Regions from separate parts of the Homo sapiens genome. Here region 1 is linked to region 2. The links are chromatin contacts, found by Hi-C or POLR2A ChIA-PET in ENCODE. All regions are on one chromosome and are shown on one strand. Each heading gives the region's core, a stretch centred on a gene start or an enhancer-like site at or near the end of the contact. The rest is flanking DNA. Distances are from core to core; before and after follow the strand shown. Region 1 has its middle 390 kb from the start of KCNJ2. Region 2 overlaps ABCA5 (ATP binding cassette subfamily A member 5).

Evidence for each region. Hi-C counts contacts between places; a loop is a spot of excess contacts on that map. ChIA-PET counts read pairs that join two places held with the same protein, here RNA polymerase II (POLR2A).
Region 1: a map of endothelial cell of umbilical vein shows a loop between it and region 2 (7-fold over the local background). The contact joins two enhancer-like sites. A Hi-C loop is called at or near these places in 1 of 168 maps with a recorded cell type or tissue (endothelial cell of umbilical vein). POLR2A ChIA-PET finds 5 or more read pairs at or near these places in 1 of 52 experiments (OCI-LY7).

The regions. Positions count from the first base shown.
Region 1 is chr17:70,558,047-70,564,767 of GRCh38, reverse strand. No RefSeq gene overlaps it. Among named protein-coding and RNA genes, the nearest start is that of KCNJ2, 390 kb to the right of the region's middle. Within about 2 kb of position 1,432, at least 2 of the 41 ENCODE cell types and tissues checked have a DNase peak (open chromatin) inside an H3K27ac peak, as active enhancers do; they include endothelial cell of umbilical vein, where a contact is called at or near this core.
Region 2 is chr17:69,267,338-69,273,302 of GRCh38, reverse strand. It overlaps ABCA5 (ATP binding cassette subfamily A member 5), which reads left to right. Exons shown (of 39, transcript NM_172232.4): 21 at 2,014-2,141; 22 at 2,553-2,690; 23 at 5,247-5,360. Among named protein-coding and RNA genes, the nearest start is that of PRO1804, 35 kb to the right of the region's middle. Within about 2 kb of position 3,767, at least 5 of the 41 ENCODE cell types and tissues checked have a DNase peak (open chromatin) inside an H3K27ac peak, as active enhancers do; they include endothelial cell of umbilical vein, where a contact is called at or near this core.

The DNA of each region.
Region 1 (6,721 bases), core at 183-2,682, 1.3 Mb before region 2:
GGCCCACACACGACTGTCTACATTATACAATTTTAAGGTACAATTTGTTTAACGCTCTAGAATCACAATGGCCATCTTGGCAAATCCCTCATCCAAAGTATGTATCTCATTTGAAGACTCCCAGGCTTTTTTTCCCTAATATTTTCAAATTTGATTTACTTCCTGCTTGAAGAGGCAGAAATTTCCATTTTTGGATGCTTCATAATTGGAAGTTCTTCTTATAACAACTTGCTCTGTCACTGTTACTACTAGCCTTGCTTCCATTTATATTCTGGGCATTTGACTGAACTGAGTCATGCACTTGGATGATGTGAGATCACATAAAAAATTAGTTTCCTGAGTGAGTACTATGGTCCATAATGTCTGTACTGTTTATATATTCTCAAGTTTGAAGGTTTCATATACTGGACAGTCTTAATTTGTCCTACACTAACGTTAAACAAAACCAGAACCTTGTGGTAAAGTCTGTTGAAACAACAAAAGTACTTCATTATTTGTAAAATCTCTGGCCCAGAAATATAGTGAATGTCATAGTTAAAAGCTATGTGAGGAATTTCACTTAATAAAATATTCTTACCTCTATAATCTCAGTATTTCTTGCCTATCTACTTCATGCCATTTATTATGTGTAAATTGTCTGACCTTTGTCTGACTTTTTGAACTTAGGATGTTTCTATAATTAAAAAAATATGTCTCAAGAAAATAAAGCGATAAAACTCTTTGTGTCTCTTCTACAACCATATCATATTTGTGTCCATAATGTAACACAAATCACAAATTTGGAGACAAGTTTGTCTGTGTATTACTTGTGTACCTAGGAAAATAATTTATTTTTTTCCATGGATGTTAAGCATTGCTAAGTGAAAAATAGTCCTTCCAGAGTCTCTGGATTATGTTTTTCTATGACATAGTACCCTAGCACTTTCCCTGATGGAACTCACCCTCTTTGCAATGAACTGTAGTCACTTAAGCAATCTTCTTTAAGACTAAATACTAGAACAGATGGTCCAGACACGCATTAAGTTCAGCTGCCCATTCCATAACAACTGTACTGCTTTAAATGATTAGGGGAATTGTGGAAGCCAGGAAATGTTTATTGTTTTGGAAAGAGGGTGGACCAGGATGGGATTTCACTTTCACTTTTTCCTAGAGGAAAGTATTCATCCAACAGATTTTATGTGACATATCAGAACCACAGTCTACATTTGCCAACTGTCAAGACATCCAACGGTTAAGGCAACTGGGAAAGGTAGCAATAAAATAAATTGACTCCCAGCCAAGCAAATGCCAATTATAGTCTGTTTTAAGAGTGCTAGAAAGGATGGCAGAGAGCCAACAGCATGGTAGATGGACAGGGGCTGTTTTAAGGGCACATAACAAAGGCTATGGCCTGTGAAATTCCAAAGAGACATGATTGGCACATTGGCACATATTGTGGGGGGAGGGTGGCCAGGCTCTCCAGGCTCTCTCAAAGATGGGTCTGTGCCAATCAAACAGTTCTTTCATTTATAGTGTGAAGTCTTTATCATGGGAGTTGTGGGACTATGGGAATGGTTTACAGTAGTGCCCTTTTATCCCTGGTTTTGGTTGCCATGGTTTTAGTTACCCACAGTCAACCATGGTCTGAAAACAGGTGAGTACATCACAGTAAGATATTTTGAGAGAAAGAGAGACCACATTCACACAACTTCTATTACAAAATATTGTCATAATTTTTCTATTATTAGTGATTGTTGTTAATCTGTTACTGTGTCCAATTTATACTTAAATTTAGTCATAGGTGTGTATGTATAGAAAAAAAAACAGGGTATATATAGGGTTCAGTACCCACGGCTTCAGGATCCACTGGGGATCTTGGAACATATCCCCCATGGATAAGGGACAACTACTGTATTCTAGGTGTTAGCATGCTTTTAATTAGGAGAATCACAATATACTGATCACTAGCTTGGCTTTGTCAATGGGCAATCAAAACCACATTTGAAGAAGACAATGGGAAAAAAGTGTTCTCTGGTGTGGCTAACTTTCTGGTTCAGAATAAAATGAAGCTACTGCAAACTTCAAAAGGCAACCTGTATCTGGTTACCTTTAGGTAGGCACAAATAATTGTATTGCATTAAAAAGTAAAGATGCAATGGTTCTTACATGATGTCTGAAGGCTTTTGTTTGTTAAAGAGATCATAAGGGTATTTGAATAGCATTTTGGGATTCGGTGGTTCATATTGACTGACGTGTTTTCCTAAATGTAATCCATCAAACTATTGTACTTCATTGAAGAACAAAATCTATTTAATTGGGGGAGATGTTGCAGGGTGTGCATGATAGGTAAAGGATGCCACATTTACAAATAATAAATAAGAACATTCTTTAAGTTGCTTTGCAGGTGAATTTTTATATGGTCTCTATTAGCAAAATTTAAAAATGCAAGGTTAGCACTAAAGTAGAATTCCAACCATGTAAAGCAGAAATGCACTTTATCAAGTACTTCATACATTCAAGTGGAATATCTTAGTAAGTCTTCCCCTGGAAAAAAAGGGAATTTTACTTTCTGAAATATATGCATGCATTCCTGAAAAGCTGCATATAGAATCATTTTTATAGATTAAATACATTATGAAAGTTCGTTACTTACAGGTACATTATAATGATTTGAGGAGAGCTGATATCTCATTCATTGAATCTACTTAAATAAAGCACATTTTTGTGAGGCATATATTTTAGGTTTTATTTCTTTGGTTCAACCAAGATATTCATGCCAATACATAGATAAAATTAGTAAGTGAGAGGACTACTTAGAGGACTTTACATCAACATTATTTTATTAGGTAAGTACAAAGTTAATTATTAATTAATTTTGCCACCCAAAGCATAGATTAAAGATACATAATTTTTCACAAGGTAATAAGACCAAGGCAAGCAATTACGGCAAATGCACCTGAGACAATCTTGCTTGCTCAAGGCATTTTGTACAAAGGAAATAAATGTTCTTTCAATGCTTTGAAATATTGTCAGAATGACGTAGTTGTACAACAAAACATCAGACATGCAGGCAGTGGAGCTCTCAGATGTGCTAAGGATGACATAGAATAGACCAGAAGATCTCATCCTTGGCTACTCATTGTAACTACTTGGGGAGACTTAAATAATACTGATATCTGGTGGTCATGCCTAGAGATCCTGACTTAATTGGTCTTAGGCATGTCAAGGGCATGGCAATTTTGAAAGCTCCCTTGGTGATGCAAATGTGCCGCCACAGCAGAGGATCTCTGGTTTAGATTGATCTAGCAATTCTTACATTTCACTATGTGTAAGAGTCTCTTACATGCTTGTTAAAAAGTGCGTCTAGGCCGGGCATGGTAGCTCATGCCTGTGATCCCAGCACTTTGGGAGGCCGAGGTGAGCAGATCACCTGAGGTCAGGAGTTCCAGGCCAGCCTGGCCAGCATGGCAGAACCCTATCTCTACTAAAATAAAAATACAAACATTAGCCGGGCTTGGTGGCGGGTGCCTGTAATCCCAGCTACGCGGGAGGCTGAGGCACGAGAATCGCTTGAACCCAGGAGGCAGAAGTTACAGTGAACTGAGATCATGCCATTGCACTCAACCTGGGTGACACAGCAAGACTCCATCTCGAAAAAAAAAAAAAAAAAAAGTATGCCTAATCAGCTACCCAGGGGATTTCCGTTCAGGTGGTCCTTGAGCCATAGTCTAGGAAAAACAAAACAAAAACCTCCTGTCTTGTTTTACCTTATTTTTTAAGTCCTGGGCTTCTCACTTGGTGATGCCAACCTAAGCTATGTGAAAGTTCACTCAGAGTGCATAATTCTCAATTTTGGCAGTTCCCATCATTCATGGAAACAAAAACTTTCACAAAAGCTTCTGTACCATTGTGTTGCCACATGCAATGCCAAGGGCAATTCCAGATTCCCATAAGTTAGGCAAGTCTCCAGCCACCACCCCCCCATCAAAAAAAAGGCCAAAATAATGAAGTCGATTACACTCAGAAATAAACTACTAAATTCATGAAAGATCTTTTCTTTTTTAAATTATTTTTACTTTAAAATTTTATTTTAAAAATGTGTTAAGTCCATGACTCAACAATTCCACTCTCAGATGTTTATCCTAGAAGAATAAAAACATGTGTCTCCCAAAAAAACTTGTTCAAGAATTTTTCTAGCATTTTTATTTATAATTACCAAATATCAGAAAAAAAAACTAAATGTTTATCAACAAGTGAATGGAGAAATAAATTGTGGTATATGTATACAATGGAAGACTACTAAGTTGAAAAATAAAAATTAAAAAACATACAAGCAACTGATAGGCAAATAACACAAACTAATTCTCAAAGACATTATTTTGAATGAGGGAAGTATGAGACAAAAGAGAACATACTACATGAATCAATTTATATGAAGTTCTAAAATAGATAAAATTCATCCATGGTGATAGAGTACAAGAGGATTGACCAAATGTAGTGAGAGGAAAGGTTATGAGAAGATGGAAACATTTTATGTTTTGATTGGGGTGGTGGTAACACCCCACAACACATGTGTTATGGAAATGTGCTCAAAAACTACAATAACTAATATGTTGCCCTTAAAAACACATAGTACCTTTCTAAAGACATTTCTAATGACTTTTCAAAAGAAATGCATGTAAGGCCAGATTGAAATTCAAATGCTTCCTCTGTCAATCCCTTTTTAAAGGCAGTATTATAGCTAAATCATTACATTAAAAAAACTTTTAAAGAGGCTTTTCAGTTCAGGGAAGAGCATAGAATATTAGCCTAACATATGAATCAGCTGTTCCAATTCTTTTATTTTAGAGATGAGGGAACTCAAGCCTGCAATAATATATTCGGCATCACCCTGGAAGTTGCTGGTGTTGCTTTTCGCACTCAGCTTTTGTGACAATATATCTACTACTCTTTCTAATGCACATTCTAGTCTAGTTTACATTAATAATTAGGAATACTTAGCTAATACCTAATATGTGTGTCTTATCAAATCTCAAATATTCATGAAATACCTCTAACATGTCACCTTAAAAATATGTCATAGCTTTTCTCCATTGATTGATTAGTAAGTGGGTCATATATTTAAACTCACAGTACAACTTGGAGATGTATATATATATTATATATATATTCTATTATCTTTATTTTTGTGAATCACTTATCTAGCCTTCTGTCTTTAACCTTGCCTCATGGGTAGCAGAGTAAAATAATATAACTAATATACAATTGGGTAACTCAAACTAATTTTTAAGGTGATTCTTAGTTTTTCTTGAGAAAACACTTGGTTTCCTATAAAACCTTATAATGACAAAAAAGAGGGAAGTCAATATTAGCTTACTTTCTATATCTGCATAAAGAATACATATACAGTATAAACACACATACTCACATACTGCATGTTAGAAGATGAATTAATATTCTAACATGCAGCATTTTTCATGAATACTTTATATAATAAATCTTAATTTTCTCACACAAACAGAGGTCCCAATTGTACATTCATAAAGACAAAAAGCCTTATAAATAAAATAGCAAAAGAAGAAACATCACATTAATAATTATAAAAATCTCATCCATGATAGAATTAGTTATACAGAAAACAGATATTCAGATTCGGTTGTATTCCAGGCACAAGACTTTACAGTGGGGATAAATAAGGTCCTTGTCGTCACAGTCTGAGTCCGGTAAACATACAAATTGATTAGTACTTACCAAGGAATGTGGTAACTGCTAAGCTGAAGGAAACACATGGTGCTTTGGGAGGAAGTAGGAGAGATCTCTAACCAGATTGGGGAGAACATGTAAGAAGGAGACCAAGTGGGGAATTTAATGAATAATAAGAAAACTGTGGATAATTAGTGAGGTGTACATGAATATATAAAGGTTTGGGTAAGGAATCCAAAAGAAAGATAAGCCAAGAGAAGTCAGAGAAGTCGATATGAAAAATTGGGTTAGCCATGTTAAAGATTAGGCGGATGTTATCTGTTTGAAATGGTGAGCCTTTTAGAGTATAAACTTTTTGGGCATGAGATTTTTATGATTATATTTTTGTTTTAGAAAGACCACTTTAGATGCCATCTTTAAAATATGTATGCATATACTCAAATGCATATACTTAAGTAGCATCAAAGAAAATGTCTCATGATCACTTTCTGTCACTAGCATTTCTCCCTTTAATAGCAAAGAGTAATTTTGCACAACTTTGTTTATTCTATAAGGGGTATTATACAATATGTACACTCTTGAGTCTGGCTTCTTTTACTCAACATGATGTTTTGAGATTCGTCCATGTTGTTGCATACAATTACAAATAATTTACTGCCATTGTTGGATATTACTCTAATGTATGATTAGACAACAATTTATATATCCATTCTATTGTCAATAAATATTTGGGTAGTTTTTACTTCACAGTGGACTGTTACAACTATTAATTTTAATCCTTTGAAATAAAAATAAATCTTGGATGTCACAATATTTATAAGTTCAACTTTCCTCCAAGCTGGCCAAGCTACCATGTGCCCACACCTTGGGCTAGGGTAGCAGGCCGACCCACCTCCAGCACTCAGTTCATTCCCCAGGGGCCAAGCTGCTGCATCCTTATGTTCTCAGCCAGAGAAACAGCCTAGCAAACGCATCCAATGTGGCCTTTCCTCTGAATTGGATACCCTGCCACACGTCTGCATGTCTGTACCCCTGGTAA
Region 2 (5,965 bases), core at 2,518-5,017:
GTACATAATATTTATACAGGTATGTGTCTGCATAGAAGTGTTTTAATTCTTCAAGGACAGTCTGAAGAATTAGTTAAAACTAAGAAAAATAAGACTTAAATATAAATATCTCTAATTGAATATATTAGATTTGTAATGGATATTTTTGGCTTTGCTATTAGTATTCTTACCATGTAGTTGTCAAATATGAAAAAAATTTAAACATACAGACTTGAGCAAAGCTCAAAACAAAAAACTGACATAGTGTTCTGATTTTCAAAATATTAAAAGCTAATACAAACTTTATTCATATGTGATCAGTTGTTCCTATAACATCTCCTATTCTGTAGCAGACTCTTTGGGGTTTAACCTTTCTAACACTTCACCTACATTCTAGTATCATTCCTTTTTGATTCACTAATTCAAAAAAGACTTTGCCCAGTATTAAAATAATAAGCATGGCTAGGAATGATTATAAATTAGTATTAAAATAATCACTGTTAAAATCTGGTGCGTGTTATATTACATAACCTTCATTCTTTCTGGTAAAGATGTATTTATTGATGGATAAATGAGTGAGAACATGGAAAATTACCTGGAGCATGGAAAATTAATGGAAAATTACTCGAATGGAAAATGTTAGGTTTTGCAATTTTTTTTCTTTCATTAGGAAATTTCATTATGAATTCTCGTTTTGGTTTTAAAATACATTTTATATTGCTAATATATAATCCTTACACTGTGCTAATCTTGACATTTTTTATATGTGTCCAGGGAATTGTACATGTATCTCAAATATTTCTTTTTTTTTTAAAGGAACTTGGATTCAAATCATATCTTTTTGCTTTGAGTTAATTCTCATTGATCTGCAGAAATTCTAGTATTTTCAGTTTGTCTCTTAATTTTTTATTATTCTTAGAGTTGCTTGCTTATGCATGCCATATTTTCCTAAGCCTTGTGTGTGTTCCAAAATAAAACCACTTTTTTTTGAACCACTGGCCTCTGTGTGTATATATATTGGGTGGTATCTTACCCACCTTGCAGAGCTTTTTGTATCTCTTGTGCTGTGGTTCCTTCACTTATAATGTGTCTCTCTTCTCAGGGTACATAGCTGGTCTTGCAAGTTAGAGATAAGAGATCAGTTAAGGTACTAGGTTGGGAGTAAAGTAGTGTCACCATTCTCTATGACACTGAGATCTAGTGCTGTGTCTGATCCACCCTGCCATACTATTCAGTTACTAGTAATGTTTTGCTTTGTTTGATTTAAATTTCTCTCTAAAGTCACATTTGTCCTTCCCTGAATCCTGATTTTTGTTATGATGGAGGAGAAACTGCATCTATTCGGCAGACATGTTGGTATAGATTTAAATCCCGACAGGATTTAAAATCTTACTCTTGGCTCCAGGTACTTTAGAGAATGTAGAGATGTGATTATGTGTTTGAATATTTTAAGGTAGTTAAGGCAATTGACATGTCTGCCCAGAGCCTACAAAAAATTCTCTAGGGAGTGATGTTACCACACCTATACCTTTCTGAACTTAGCAGGTTATCTTGTTACCTAAAATTGTCAGATAGATTTTTATTCTTATTATTTAACCAAATTTCATGTGTTATAGGTTAACTTTTCAATGTTAATAATAGTTGTAGCAGCAGCAGCAGTGGTGGCAGCAGCAGCAGCAGCAGCTAAAATATGCGCAGTTACTATGTGTCAGGTTCTAAACTCTGTGTATATATTCAGTCATTTAATTCTCAGGATGATCACTCTACCTATAAGGCAGATATACTTATTTTACCCACTTTACAAAAGAGGGAACTTAAGGTCCAGAACATCTAGGTAACTTGCTTGAAGGACGAATAGTTTAATGTTACAACTCAACTTTAAAACCAGGCTGACTGGCTTCAGAGCCAATGTACTTACTTGCGTATTCGCTAATGAAAATAAAATATTTCTCTAAAAATAGAATTATCTTCCCAGTGTTACTAAAAGCCTCGTTTAGACTCATTTTTTATTATTTGCTTATTTTCTAACACCAGACTCAGATATCAGTGATCTTATTAGCTTTTTCACAAGCCAGAACATAATGGTGACGATGATTAATGACAGTGACTATGTATCCGTGGCTCCCCATAGTGCGGCTTTAAATGTGATGCATTCAGAAAAGGTAAGATGAATGCAGTGAATGAATATCCATTTGGGAGTTATGCAAGATTAAAACGTTTCTTCTAAAATTAATTATTTGTTGATTTGACCTTATGAGTTAGAAATTAGATTTTACTTTTGGAAATAACTAGCTGTCTTTATTTATGATATATTTCATTACTTCACAGATGACCAATATATAAAGTTACAGAAATTTAGTTTTTTAAAAAATTATATGCTTGTTTAAAATATTAAAATATCTGTACATTCCAAACCAGATTGTCTTTATCTGTCATTGAGTATTATTTCTGTGAGTTGTTGAAGCAGTTTTTCTGTATGAGAATTAGCTTTGTTGGTGAGAAAAGCTTGGTACATATCAATAATATATCCGCTTATATACAGTATGTAATAAGTGTCTTTTTTTTAATTGTAGGACTATGTTTTTGCAGCTGTTTTCAACAGTACTATGGTTTATTCTTTACCTATATTAGTGAATATCATTAGTAACTACTATCTTTATCATTTAAATGTGACTGAAACCATCCAGATCTGGAGTACCCCATTCTTTCAAGTAAGCCAATGTATATACAGATAAATTTCCATATGCATGTCATATATATAATAACCATTAAAAACTAAGCAAAAATAACAAAATATGTAGAAATTTATCTTGTGAGATCTCTTAGACTTCTTAAAACTCAAGTGAGAAACGGTTTACATTAAGGTTTAGGATTCCCCAGTAGAAGTATGTTTCAGGGTAAAGGAGATTCTGTTTTGGTATTAATATTTGTATAAGGAATAAGTGTGTTCTATATTGATCATAGAATAAAATATAAGATAATTTTTAAATGAATATTTTTTACCTAAAATCCAGGTATTGGGTATTGAAAAAAACTTGAGAAGTCACCCAGGCAACCATTTTTCCTCTAGATAGAACTGTTGGATTGTACATATCAGAATCAAGATTACAGAAAAGTATCCAACATATTTTCTCTTAATCCTTTTGATTTTCATATGCTAAAAAATAAATGGACAAATATCTGTAACAATATTTTCTATCTTCTTCTTTTCATACTTTTAAAAACAGCTTCATTGAAATATAATGCCCAATCAACCTGACCATTATTCAAAGTATACACTTCGGTGTCTTTTATTATGCTTATAGAGTTGTGCAGTCATCACTACAGTCAGTTTTAAATATGCCATCACCCCCCTCCAAAAAAAATAACCCTTATACTCATTAGTAATCACTCATTTCCTCTCATACCCACTCCCAACCCTAGGCAACCACTAATGTACTTTCTGTTTCTATGGATTTCCTTATTTTAGACATTTTATATAAATGGAATCATACAGTATGTAGTCTTTTTTGTCTGCTTTCTTGTACTTAGCATACTGCTTTGAAGATTCATCTGTTTTGTAACACGTATCAGTGCTTCATTTATTTTTACTACCAAATCATATTTCATTGTGTGGAATGTATGGAATGTTTATGTGAAATACTGCATTCTACTTATCTGTTCATCAGTTGATGGCATTTGGGTTATTTCCACCTTTTGGCTATTATGAGTAATGCTTATGAATATTTGAGTAGAAGATTTTGTATGAGCATATGTTTTTATTTCTCTTGGATATATAATTAGGAGTGGAATTGCTAGATCATCTAGTAACTCTATGTTTAACACTTGAAGAACTGCCAAACTGCTTTCCAAAATGGTTGCATCATTTTCCATTTCCAGCAGCAGTGTCTGTGGAGAGGTATCTCATATTATGAAATATTTCAAACGTACAGAAAACGAACCACCTACTATCCAAATATTTCAAATGTTAATATTGCATAATATTTGTTTTTAGTAAAACTTTTAAGACACAGGTGAAAACTCATGTTACCCCTCTCCAATCTTGTTTCCTTCTCTCCTCCGTAGGAGTAACCGCAATTCACAATTTCACAATTTGTAATTCCCATACGTGTTTTTTTGATGTTACTACATATGTCTGTATCCATAACTATTACACAAGATTTTACAACTTACAATTTTCAACAACACTGACATATAATCATACTATATTTCGAAAGAAATACATGGGAGTTTTTGAAGCTAACTATTCATATATAGTCGTATTAATATTTCAAATTTGTTTCTTCATTAGATTCTGTATGATTGGATCCAACTGTAGTCTCATTCATTTCCACTTCTTGCACTACTAGTCTACATATTTGTGGGTTCTTTCTGAGCCTCCACTGTCATATTACGAGAGTTTCAGACAAATTCTGCAATGTCATATGACCTGAACTTTGGAATTGACTTAATTGCTAAATAGGAAAACTCAGAAGGCTAGGTTTCAGCAAGACAGTGATGTACTCTGTCTCTATGTCATCCCATGGAGGGGTGTGCCAGTGCGAGGGTATCTGCTAGGCACTGCGGATTCTATTCCAGTGCAGAGTACCTTCTCTGTCCCACGGGTCTGTATTCTTATAGAACAAGGGGAGGAAACTGACCTTGGTGAGGGTGGCTGATAATATAGTATCCTTGGACTTGGGTAATCTGCATTTGAAGTGCTAGCTGTTTATTGATTGTCTGGGAAAGTTAGCTGACTGCACCTGGATCCCTGGGGAAGCTAACGACATTGGGGCCTGTGGGAGTTAATTCCTCTTCTGCTTGGGAGAAGAAGTTCTAGTTCCATAGGAAGCTGAGCTTGGATATAGCTTTTCCCAATTAAAAAGACAAGAGCAACAAATATCATTCTTAGATATTTATTATTATTTCATAGGACCACTATGGTGGACATACTAACTGCTTTTCAAATACATCATTCATTTTTATGAAATTGTGAAGCGTAATTTATATGCCTGATTATTCTGTGTTGTAGACAGGAAAATGAAAGTAAAATGATTTGCTTAGGATCAGATAGTTATTAATAAGTGGCAGAGTTGGTAATATTGTCCACAACCACCTGTTAATACATCTGCCACTCATTCTTTCATGTAGACTATGCCTGGGTTAGATATTCTAATACATTCTTTCTGAGGTTTTGATTTTTTTTTGATATAAGATATATCCTAAGATATATCTTAAGATATAAAATGATTCTCAGTTCCATTTGTTACTCTGTGGTTGTCTTTCAGGAAATTACTGATATAGTTTTTAAAATTGAGCTGTATTTTCAAGCAGCTTTGCTTGGAATCATTGTTACTGCAATGCCACCTTACTTTGCCATGGAAAATGCAGAGAATCATAAGGTAATGACTCAGTTAAAAATATATAATTTGCTAATAAGAAGTGTCATATAAAAATAACCTATTTGCTTGATTGCAAGGCTTAGTATAATTGTTATTTCAGAAATAAGTAAATGGAATATAAATACATTTATTATAGTTTCTTATTGTAATAAGTGATAATTAATATTTATTATTTGAGACTTGCTACATGCTTTAAAAATTATATTCTCTAATTCTCACAACATTGTGAGGTAAGTTTTTTGTTACTGATTTCTTATAGATCAGGAAATCAAAGATGGGATTGTTCATATGACTTGCTCAGGTTGACTCAACTTGTTTAAATTGTGGATTTGGGAAGTGACTGTGATCTTTATGTTCTTAACTGGCAAACTAACATGCCCGTCCCTTTTATCCTTTAACAGAGGTATTAAGTAGTCAAGGTGCTAAATTCTTATTAATGGAAAAAAAATAGATGAAAGTGATTGTCATCATTAGGGCCTTGGAGAAATTGCTAAGTATACAGAGGTTCTTTGGTATTCTTTCACTTTCTTTTTACGCCTTTCCCTTTTGTTTTCCTTCAGGCATATAGCGATCTTGTACAGTCTTTGGTTGTTCAAAGCCTCCCA